Regions from separate parts of the Homo sapiens genome. Here region 1 is linked to region 2. A link is a contact called in ENCODE Hi-C or POLR2A ChIA-PET data. All regions are on one chromosome and are shown on one strand. The core of a region is the stretch at or near the end of the contact, and the rest is flanking DNA. Distances in the headings are between cores, read along the strand shown.

Region 1 (5,770 bases), core at 390-2,889, 300 kb after region 2:
TTCCCTGGCAATTTTTTTATAAAGCAAATTCCTCCGGAAAGATCATATATTCAAAGTCAAAAGTGCAGGAGGATGTATGGCAGTGCCTTTCTGGGAACTGTTTTCTTTTTTTTCACGTGAGGTCCTTCCTTTTTTGTTAAACTACATTGTACACATTCATTTCTTGTTGTACACAACAGAAATTCAGAGTAAAAAGTAAGAGTTAGAAACTTCTGTAGCAATGTGACATTTTCTCTACGTCCAAGTGTAAAACCAGTGGACTTTAGCCCAGGAAAAGGGAATAAATGGGTTTGAACATTGTCAAAGTCATGTGGTAAGTGGTACATAAAGCAATCTGCATAGAAACATACGTAATAGGACCATGCACTGGTCTGTAATGAATGAGGGGAAAAATATTGGTCCTTCTCCCTCACAGGTAGCTTGGAAAGCACTTCTGTATGGTGAAAGTCTTCCTCTTGTTCTTATTCCTCAGCTATCCAGTTCCCTCCTGGAGGCAATCAATGTTATTGGTCTCCTGTGTTTTACACACACACACACACACTCACACTAGCTTATTAAATGTTCTGTATCTTGTTTTTGCTTTTTTCATTTAGTAATATGTCTTGACGATTTTGTTTGAAACTTTTAAAATAGCTGGAGAATAACCACTTGTACAGAGGTTCTTTATTTTAGCCACTTCTGTTTTGTTATGAAGATACTGCTTAATGAATAATTGGATATATTTTATTTCACACATGCAAATAAAATGTTTGACATTGAACACTTGTGTTTAAAAGGAAGCATGCATTTAATATGCATATTAATTGTTAAATGAATGCTTGTTGAGTTAAAAATGCAAGAATTGGTGAAGCTTTTGAGGAGAGATAGGCAGATCATCTGTGGAGCCTTAAGTGCAGGGAGAATTTGGCGTCATAGGGTGGAGGCTTTGTGAAGTGCGGGGACAGCTCACAGAGCACTCAGGTTCACCTCCACGCTGCCTTGTAGGAAGGCAAGAGATTAGCAGAACTGAGCCTCAAACTCAGGCCCCTCCTATCTCAACTTCCTCCCTCTTTAGACTCCTGCTGGGATGCTCTGCTCCTTTCTTTCTGTTAAACTACATGTGTATACCCATCACTTGTTGATTGGACTTACATCTCTCTGTAGCAGGACGAGCCGCAGACAAGAACCCCTCAGATACCGAATTGTAGAAGGAAAGGGCTTTATTCAGCTGGGAACATTGGCAGACTCACGTCTCCAAAAACTGAGCTCCCTGAGTGAGCAATTCCTGTCCCTTTTAAGGCCTTACAACTCTAAGGGGGTCCGTGTGAGAGGGTCTTAATCAATTGAGCAAGCAGAGAGTACGTGACTGGGGGCTGTGTACACCTGCACTGGTAATTAGAGTGGAACAGAACAGGATAGGGATTTTCACAGTGCTTTTCCATACAACGTAATCTATAGATAACATAACCAATTAGGTCAGGGGCCAATCTTTACTAGGCCCAGGCTGTGGTGCCGGGCTGTCTGCCTGTGGGTTTCATTTCTGCCTTTTAGTTTTTACTTCCTTTTTTTCTTTGGGGGCAGAAATTGGGCATAAGACAATATGAGGGGTGGTCTCCTCCTTATCTCCTGTGCCTTTTCAGCTTCAGGAAGACACAGTGGAAAAGTGGAATGAGTTTAGGCTTCGATATAGATGCAAGGTCCTGGCTTTAAAGCCTTCTCTACCTGTGGGACTTGGGCCAGTTGTTGAACCTCTCCATTTCTTGTGTCTAAAATTCAGACTGTAGTGTGTCCTCTAGTGTGTCCTCACAGAGTGGGGAAGTATGAATTAAGCTGGCTCAGGTAATGCTCCAGTGCTGGTGTCCAGGTTGTAGTAAGCTCTCAAAAGGTTTTGCCCCCTCACTACCTTGAACACCTGCCCAGATGCTCTGTAAATGCTCACTGAACTGAATCTAGTCACATGAAACTTCACAGTACATTTCTGTATCTCTTCCTTATTGAGGTGGCTGCTTGTGTCTTCATATCTTCAAGATGCATTTACTGCCAAAGAGCTTGGGAGGCCAACTCTTAGAGGCTCATTGCATTAGAATGAAAAAAGCACAAGAGGCTGATTGTCCCCCAAGGAGAAACAGGCAAGATACTGAAGGAAAGGGAGACTGCTGCTCTTCTAGGAGTTCAATGAGAAACAGTCATTAGAGCCACAGCCTGCTGTGCAGAAAACAGGCTGTAGTGAGAGAGCATTTTGGATTCACTGACCCGAAGTTCATGCTTCCTGTCTATCTGCTGCATTCTTATATTACCTTAACAAATGTCAGCCTAGCTGTTGAAGGTACAAATGGTACACTGCAAAGAATGCACTGAACATGTTTTGAGCTCAATGTTGATGCCTCCAAAAGGGCAGGGTGGGAAGGAAATGACCAGGGCCAAAGAGGCTAAAGGGTGCCCTGTTGCAAATTGGCCAATTGAGAGTTGTTTGCTGGGACATGCATTCTGGTGCACGCTGGTGGTGCACTGGTAGTCTGTATAGCTCCTGTTGCGTCTAGTCCATGAGCTCTTTAGCCCAAATGCACTCAGATGCTCACAACAGGCTTTTAAATAGCACTTGCTGGATGAATGGCAAGTGTGTCTTTGCAGTCTCCTGCAGGATTAATTAGCAGTTTCCTGGACTTTGGTAGGATGTCCTTAATGCTCAGCAACAATCCAGCACAAATCAAAAACCTGTGTAATGGTCATTACCGTTAGAACTCAATACCAGGAATCCTCACCTTTTGTTATGAACTATTTAACTCCCTCTGCCTCTAAGAAAAAGCACATTTTTGAAATTAAAGCTGCATTTACACCCTTAGAGAAAGGTGTTTTGTTTTAGCTTGAATACTGAAAACTACTCAGTCCCTCAGGCTAATGTGAACATGATCCCCTTGTTAGTCTTTTGCTTTTCCCATGTAATACAAATGTCAAAGTCCTCAATACCAATACAAATTCCCTGCTCTTGAAAAAGACTGGTAAAAAAGGATAAAGATGTGGATGAAGAAGAGGATCTGGCCTCTCCAGGGGGACTAAGCAGAATTCATAAGAATGCCAAACTTTTCAACTGAGGCTTTAATCATTATCCATCCATCCACCCATGCATTTAACATCTATGGGACATCTACTATGCCAGAAACTGTGCTTTGGATAAAGGATGAAGAAACCACAGCCTGTGTCTTCAAGCTTCTAGTTATGAGCATCCACCAAGAAGTTACCATAGGTGATCTTGTCAGATGGCAAGAAGCCATCTGAATTCAGAGCAAGGAATTAGGGATGAAACCAGAGAAGGCCTGAGTAGTCATGGATACAAGAACATCTATCTCCCTCAATACTTTTGTGAAATTACCAGTTTTCTGAGTCTTTTCCCTTTACTTGTAATAACACTAGTCAAAGGTTGATTGCCTGATTTATTCCTTTTGGTTCCTTCCTCTGAAGGTAAGGATTCTGCTTAAGGAATGTCTAGCAATTAGTAAATACCTACAGCATAGGACTCATGTCTTCTAGAATGCCAAGCTTATTGCTAAATACATGTATAACTAATAGGTGCCTGTCTGGCCTGTTGTAGCTTTGGTATAATCTTCACTAGGTTCCATGAATACTGAGTAAGAACAGGACACTGGCAAAAATGGCAGTCATTTCTTTACTGCTGTTTCTTCTTCATTCACACCACCTTCTAGAGAACCTCCTCTTTGAAATGTAACCCCAAGTACCAGAAGCTCCCCAAGCCATGCCATGGCTAACTACACCAGATGAAGCTCAGGAAATCCATGTCTCTTTTCAGAATTAAAAAGGAACTCCTAGATTAAGTAGATTAAATTAATGAGTGTCAGTGCTTTAACTAGAAACCTATATAGATTCAAAGGGTGTGGCCACTTTTGGGTACTGCTCTGATTTACGTGATGAGTGCACGAGTAGAGAAGCTCATCTGTGACAGAAAAATGAAGCAGAGATGAGAAATTCTTAGTATCTCCCAACTCTGCAGGTCCTATGATACCCCATTATGTAGCCATTGGGTTCTATGAGTTATATATTTACATGTATAACTTCTTTCTAATATTTAAACTAGTTTGAATAGACTTTTAGTGCTCATAACCAAAGGATAGCTGACTAAGGAGAATAAAGGTCTAGGTTCTTACTAGGAATTTATCAGGATAAAAGGCTAGATACAGAAGGAATATGGACTGTGGAGGTCAGAAAGCACCAGTCTGTGATAATCCAATAATCTTACAGAAATAGGAGAAGAAAGATATCAAACCAACATCAACTTTTGCCTGTTTTAGATTAAAAAAAAATCTGAAGCATTTGGTCTGTTTCTGCTTTCCTGATGATCTATCTGATGTGAAAATCTTGCATTGTCTTTATCTACAGCTGTTCCAGCTAGTTGGTATGGAGACATTGTGGCTTTACCACTGCAGCAGCACTGCCCAGTAGAACTTCCTGTGATGACAAAAATGTTCTATATCTGTCCAACACAAAAGCCACAAGTCACATGTGGCTGTGGAGCACTTGCAATGTGACTAGTGTGACTAAGAAACTGAAAATTTAATTTATTTTTAATTAACATAAATGTAAATAGAAAGAGTCACATGTGGCACTCTCGTAGCTACTGTATTGGCTAGAGTGGCTCTAGTATATGCTGCCAAATCCCACAACTGTTATCTCAGTGCTACAACCCACTTCAACAGCCGCCCAGCAGTTCCTCTCTTCTCTCTGTTGTTTCATTATATGGCCAGTCTTCACAAAGCTATGGGAGAGATCTTCAAAAATACAAATCAGCTTAGGAAACCCTCCTGTTGATATCCCTCCTGTGATTTATCTTTACATTTGTAATAAAATCTAAACTTCTCCTGCAGCCTGAAGGTCCTACCTGATCTGACGCTTGCCTACCTATTTCGCTGTATCTTCTTCCAATCCTCCTACCACTCTGTCCCATATTCACCACACTCCAGCCTCACTGGCCTTCCTTCTGTGCCCTGGACACACAAAGGACACCATCAGCTCAGGACTTTGATTTCGTCTCTTTTAAACTTAGAATATTTTCTCCCAGATCTCGCTGTAGCTGGCTGTTCCTTGTCATTTAGATCTCAGTTTGTGTATCAGTTTCTAAGATAATTCTTTCCTGGCCACCCTGCCTAAAGCAGCTTCCACAATGGGTCCTTCTTCTTAAAATGTATTTATTTTCGTTCTGTTTCATTTTCTTCATAGGACTTAGCACTTTCTGAAATCATCTCATGTATATCTATCATATTATATCATATTATATCTTTATCCACTTACCCATCTACTCATCTATATTCATCCATCCATCCATCCATCCGTCTTCTAGTGCTCATAACCAAAGGATAGCTGACTAACATAAGGAGAATAAAGGTCTAGATTCTTATTTTTTATCATCCATCTTATCTTTTACCATCTACCTTTTACCTCTGTATCCCTTCACAAAAAGGTAAGCCCATAACAAAAGAGGATTGGTTTGACTTAGTCACTATTGTAGCCTAAGAGCCTGGAACACTGCCTGGAATGCAGTAAGTGCGCAACAAATATTTTCTGATAGATAGACTGACTCACTGAATAACTACTTATTCATAGTTTGGAACCCTTGGCTGAGGCTCTTGCAAGGACTCCTTCTCACACAGCACTGGATCCACCAGAAAGGTACTGATATGTCAAAAACTGAGCTCTGACCTTTCCCCAAAAACTGACTCCTCTGCAGTTCTCTCTGTCTTGATTAGTGATAGCACCATTCTGGTACTGATTCATGCCAAAT
Region 2 (6,275 bases), core at 2,682-5,181:
GCAGCCACCCCAGATCACAGAAATGCAGGCATGCGTAGAAACACATTCCTTACCTCCTAAAACTCATCTCCTAAAACTGCACTCTTGCGCATGTGTGTGCTTATTGAAATGATGTCTCTCTACCTCCAGGTTGTGAGCTGGGTGTAGGGAAACCACAAAGATTGCTGCAGCATCACAGGGATAGTAATATCGCAGATGAACCATGATCACACTAGGCTTGAAGAAGGAGGATCAGTTTCAGAATGTGTAGGTTTGCTGGGGATGCGGAGCTAAAAAGAGGGCACAAGCAAGCTCTGTTGGAGGTATACTTGATAGGAGCTGTGGCCTTTGGTTAAGGACACAGCTAGCCTGGGGTGACCCAGCATGGAGGAAGCTGGGAAAACAATACTTCTGACCTCACTCACCTCCCTTTTGTGATCTCCTGCTGGTGCCCCTTCTTGGCTAAAACCAAAGGGTAAAGGAACCTGAATGTGTAGGTATAGAAATCAGCATCACTGGCTAGATAGCAGACCAAGAGGCAAGGGCAAGATGTCCTGCCCAGTGTGGAAGCTACCCCAGTCTTTGTTCCTTTCATCTCCTTTTCAGGTCAGTACCTTGGAAACTGTGGACAGCTGTTCATGACTGACAAATCATTCCCTACCAGAGTTAATATTTACTCCCCTTTGGCTACTGGGACCTTAGGAACCAGGTGTGTGATGGGCAGGGAAATTGTCAAAACTCAGGCTGGTGGTTGTCAGTGGTTTCTCTGGCCTGAGGGAAGTGGATTTTTATTTTATGCTAGGAGACCTCAAGGCTAATTATTCACCAAGTTGTGGTGGCTACCGTCTTAGCCCAACATAAATTTTAAAAATGCCTGCTTTGGATGTCATTTCCTTTTGATGTTTGGGGTAAGTGATGCTTCTGCTTTCACTTTCTTTTGGGGGCTGGGAGTCCTTTAGAAGCAGCAATGAAAAAAGCAGGGATTTATATTGGGATTCTGTTTATAATTCTTGAAGGATATCTATCCCCATTCTCAGATTTGATCTTCACACCAACCCTGGTGGCCTTCCGAGCACGGATCCGACAATCAAAATGTAAATAAACAGTTTCAAAATGGCAAGAACTTTGAAGAAAACCTGTGGTGCTGGGAAGGGCAGGAAGCTTTCCTGATGCATCTGTGCAGAGGGGTGAGCAGGAGTGAGCCAGTGAATGGAGAAGGGAAGAGCAGCCCAGCAATGAGGACGTTTTTCCAAAAGACCCCAAGAGGGAGTAGTTATGGCTGAGGAAATTTTGAGGAACTGGAAGATCCATGTAGGTCCAATGAACTGATGAGAAACAGTGGGAAATGAGACTGGAGTGAGTACCTGCCCCATCCTTGTTGACCGGGAGAGAAAATTACTGTCCCTAGCTTAAAAGCAGTGGGTGCCATTAAAAGACACATGCACACGTATGTTTATTGCGGCACTATTCGCCAATAGCAAAGGCTTGGAACCAACCCAAATGTCCATCAATGATAGACTGGATAAAGAAAATGTGGCACATATACACCATGGAATACTATGCAGCCATAAAAAAGGATGAGTTCACGTCCTTTGTAGGGACATGGATGAAGCTGCAAACCATCATTCTCAGCAAACTACCATAAGGACAAAAAACCAAACACTGCATGTTCTCACTCATAGGTGGGAATTGAACAATGAGAACACTTGGACATAGGAAGGGGAATATCACACACCGGGGCCTGTCGTGGGGTAGGAGGAGCGGGGAGGGATAGCATTAGGAGATATACCTAATGTAAATGACGAGTTAATGGGTGCAGCACACCAACATGGCACATGTATACATATGTAACAAACCTGCACATTGTGCACATGTACCCTAGAAATTAAAGTATTTAAAAAAAAAAGGTTAAGTAGGGGCAGGACAAGATCAGATTTGTTTGTAAAGAGATCCTTCTGGAAGTTCTAGGCAGCTACTCTTGTAGCTTGAGTGAGGGTTGAGGATGGGGCATTAGACAGAGAATGAGACAGGTTTGGGATCTGTTTCGAGGTAGAAGAAAGGAACTTCTTGACAGGGACATGACTGCCTTTGGAAAGTCATCCAGTTGAAGTGTGACATGAGTACTGTCACTACACAGCCATACTCAGCAGTAGAAGCCTTGACTTTGTTACCAATGAGGAGTATGTGTGTGCATGTGCACAGGTTTGCATATGTGTGTGGATTTGTGTGTGTGTTTCTCAACATTGGGACCATTCATGGTTGAATGACTTTTGAAGGTTGAGATGAATTTTATTTTTTTAATTTGAAAACAAATATTACACTTGTTTATTGAGCTTGCCATATAAAAAGAATGAGGTGTGCGAAAGGGAGTAATTTAACAAAGACTTTTTTTTTTTTTTTGTAATTTCTTGGTCTTTGATTTAGTTTACCCAGAATCCAAAAGGAGCACTTCCTACGTTGTGGTAGTTAAATTGTTCCTTTTCCAAGCAGACATGCCTATAAAGTCATTAATGTATTTATGGGGAACCATCTGGCCACTGGAAATGATCCATTTCATACCCTAATGAGAATGTTCTTCTCAGCCCTTCAGTCCAGCCCAGGTTAAAGGAATTAGACAGCCTGTAGGTGAACTCTGGCTACAGTAAATTTCTCACCCCACCTGGCACTTGCCTCCTTTCTTGCTCTCCTCTGCCAGGCAGAAATAATTGGCATACACCGTCCTCCAGGGAATCTCCTTTTCAAGGTTCAGATCAGAGCTGGTGCTTCCATCATTTTTTTTGCATCAATGTCACTGGCCCTGAATCTTTTTCTGAAACAGAGACAGTCATTCTTCTGAGGATCCAAATATTTTCTATGATAGTTTCTGCTCACCTTTCCTAGTCTGGTTTCATGGAAGAAAGATTCATAGATAAGTAGGTTGATTCTTGGAAAGAACCTTTGTGCAGATGGCTTTTGTTCCAGGAATCAATTATGAAGACCCACTGATACTTGTCAAGGCACAGGATTGGGGACTTTAGCTTTGCGAAAGTGTCTGACTATATACAACCAAAGAATAAGCGACAACTTTGCTTATTTGATCTCATTCAACTGGAATGCTCTCTTTCCTTGTCAGTACCCCATTCATTCTTCAAGAAAGGAGTGTCTTCCTCTGAAAAATATTCCTAGACTTCTTAGATTCCAGGTGTATCTTCCTTCCTCAGCATTCATCTTGAGCCCATGTATCTATTCCTTGTCCCACCCATGTGATTGCTTTATGCACACATCATAACTGAATCTGCTTGAGAGAGAAGGGAATGCCTATGTGTGGTTTGTCTCACAAAATCTAATAAGATGCCATATCCAGAACGATGACTCATAGTTACTTAATGAATTATTCAGGTCAAGCATGGCTTTCTCAACTATTCCTAGACTTTTCACTTCTCCTTAGTAATAGCAGGTCTTCATTTCTGGCCATGGGGTATGCACGTCGGTAACCTGCCAGTCCTCCAAGAACCAAGCTTTTTGTTTGTTTTTTGTTTTTGTTTTGTTTTCAGTAGGAATCAGCTATGTTCCCCTGGCATCAGAGGAAACCTGTAGGTATTTCTGTGGGTCATTTGGGCCTGGGTGTCCTTGAGTAGACGTTGAAAAGTATTCTTCCAAAGCACAGAGCCCCATGCGGAGTTAAAGCAAAGATCAGAAAACCAGAGAAGGTCTCGGGAGAGAACACACCATATAAGGTAAGGGCCAATATTTGCTTGCAGGGATTGGGGGAAGGGACATCCTTAGGAACCGAGAGTAATGACTTTGGTCTTCTGAAAGTGCTGTTCTGTTATATAGCAGGCCATTAAACTATGTTAACAGTCATATCAGTTATGTTCAAAATGCTGCTCCTTTGTATATAAACACAGTGGAGTTCTGTAGCTGTGAAGGCCCAGGCCCTTGGCACGGCTGTTCCAGGGTAGGTAGTAAAACGTTTCTTCAGGACTCTGCAGCAGCTGCCCTAATGGAACACTATTGACTTGAGTTACATCGGAGCTAAATATAGCTGGTGCAGTCATGTCCACAGGATTGCATCTGATAGCCAGGACAGAATGTGCTTCTTAGAGACATGCACTTCTTAGACTGAGTCTCCCAGAAGCTGCTTCGAGACTCCTGCCCTTTCCCTTTCCTCCATTATTTTCTCTCTTGATTACTCTTTCTTTTCACTTTTCCTCTTCCAGCTTTCCTGTTCTTCCCCTCTCCATACTTTAGGTCTCACTTCCTCAATAGTGAAAACAAGGAGTTGGGCATCTTTAAACTACCATTCTTAAATTCTTACATTTATCTTTTCTCTCTGTATTCTTTTCTCTTCACCTCTTTTTCACTATTTTTCTCATTCTTTACATTTCTTAATTTTTCTCTATAACTCTTTCACTTTATCCACCTCTAAACAGGGTATATTCTTTAAAAGAAACTTTTTCCTATCTAGCTAAAATTTACTGTTTTCAGGAAGAAAACTCAGATTTAGACAATTGAATATTTTTTCATTAAGTAGTGATGTCTTCTCATGGTCTGTTGCAAAATGACAGAGAAGTATGAGGTAAACTAGCATATTATTGGAACTATTTTTTTTCTCCTTTTTCATCCCTCACTCTTTTGGCTAATTAGTTATCAGGACAAGGTAAGAGGTTGTGTCTGCAATAAGTAAATTGTTTTTAGCCATCCATACCTTTTGGCAAACCAGTTGCCCAAATACACATGATTTTGAAAAAAGAGAGGCACTTGAAACAAAGAAAGGAAACCAAGAGGTTATAAAATTGAACAAGTTAATCTCTTATGTCTTAAAGTGGAGGATATAGTGTGTGCATGGTTGTGCAAGTCTGTGAGTCAGTGTGTGACATTTATTTCCATTCAGGTTATGAGGATGAAAGAGGAGAATATGTAGATGGGCTTAGGCCAGGCGATTTTGACCAAAATGTTATGTATTCCTCATCATGGAATATTCTAATTTGCTTCAAATCATGTGAACCTCATTTCAAGCAGCAGATATTTTCCTGAAGAGATATGAATTTTTGTAAACTGTAGAGTCCGTGGAGAGCCTGGAGAACATTCTGGCAGAATATGACAGGTAGAATAGGGTAAGAGAGCTGTTCGAAAGTAATCCTGTGGCTAACTTATTTTGCAAGATTTGGTTTTGGGATCTGGGTTTTCCCCTCCCTTTTAATGGGTACCTTAAAAAGAATGAATGCTTTTACTAAAGGATCCCAAAGTATTTTCATAATTCTCATGGTCTATGAGAGAACATGCAGTTCTATCCACTATGAGGAAGGCAAAAGCCCATAAATATGGTTCAACTTGCCCCAAGCACACAAACAGAGAACTTGAGTATTATAAAGGGATTTGGGGACCATTAAATCCAGCCCTCTTCTTATTAGTAAAAAGAATGAGCTCAACGTGGGATGGTGATTTCTGATAGAGCTTGCATCGTTTCTTACACTCTCATGGTTTTTTTCTCCGGATATGGGGGAACATCCTTAAGGGCCCTGTGCAAAGGCTTCCACTCCTCCAGGCCATGTCACCTATCAGTCTGTGTGACATGTGTTTCACAGAACACACAGTGAGACATAAACGATGATGGGAAATTCCTCTGTAAGCCTTAGACACAAGGCTGCTGCAGGATCCTGGCCTCCCCTGGAATAAGCACTGTGTGTGCTTCAACTCCTGGACTCAAGCTTCTCCCAAGATCTCAGGCTGTTTGCAGTCCCTACACTTTGTCCATACAACTAAAGTCTAAGGAGAGCTGATAGAGGAAGTTTTCTCTCTCTAGGGATTTAAATTAGGGATTTAAATGTATCAGAAGACTTTAAAGATGAGAAACCGTTTAAGACTCCAAGTAATTAAATAATAAAATAATAAAAGTATTCCTAGCATGTTGAAAGGTGACATTGGGAACCTGCTTATTTGCTGCTCAGCCATATGTCTGAGGGATTAACTTATTCTGTGTGTCTAGCAGCTGCCAGACACCCATGGGGATGGCTGTGGGTCCATGTGTATGCACATGTAAGTGTGTGTGTGTGTGTGTGTGTGTGTGTGGGTGTGTTTGTACGTGTACTTCTCTTCCTTCACCGTCTCAAAACCTACCAGTTATTCAATTCTATGCTCAAATCTCAACCCCTTCACAAAGCAATTTTGGACTTCTCCAAAGGTGTTTTTACCCTGGACATCTCCTTTTTAACTTTGATTATGTTCTGTTGTCCTGGTAACTTCATATGAATTTCCATGGTCTGTTAAACTGTTCTTTCTTTATTTCAGGCATTTGCTTTTTCTTCTGATCTAGA

The links. A loop is a pair of places that touch in the nucleus more often than their neighbours do. ChIA-PET counts read pairs that join two places held with the same protein, here RNA polymerase II (POLR2A). Pooled maps may share reads with other maps.
Region 1: a loop to region 2 is called in a pooled map, with 9 times the contacts of the local background. The contact joins two enhancer-like sites. A Hi-C loop is called at or near these places in 14 of 37 single-sample maps with no recorded cell type and 5 of 50 pooled maps. POLR2A ChIA-PET finds 5 or more read pairs at or near these places in 2 of 52 experiments (BJ and activated B cell).

What each region holds. Positions count from the first base shown.
Region 1 is chr18:45,102,037-45,107,806 of GRCh38, forward strand. All of the region lies in intron 3 of LOC105372091 (a long non-coding RNA gene), which reads right to left. Among named protein-coding and RNA genes, the nearest start is that of MIR4319, 130 kb to the left of the region's middle. RefSeq lists enhancers at 1,434-1,483, 1,564-1,633. Within about 2 kb of position 1,640, at least 4 of the 41 ENCODE cell types and tissues checked have a DNase peak (open chromatin) inside an H3K27ac peak, as active enhancers do.
Region 2 is chr18:44,799,405-44,805,679 of GRCh38, forward strand. The region is part of intron 2 of SETBP1 (SET binding protein 1); the gene reads left to right. Among named protein-coding and RNA genes, the nearest start is that of SETBP1, 120 kb to the left of the region's middle. RefSeq lists enhancers at 3,622-3,671, 3,730-4,212. Within about 2 kb of position 3,932, at least 17 of the 41 ENCODE cell types and tissues checked have a DNase peak (open chromatin) inside an H3K27ac peak, as active enhancers do.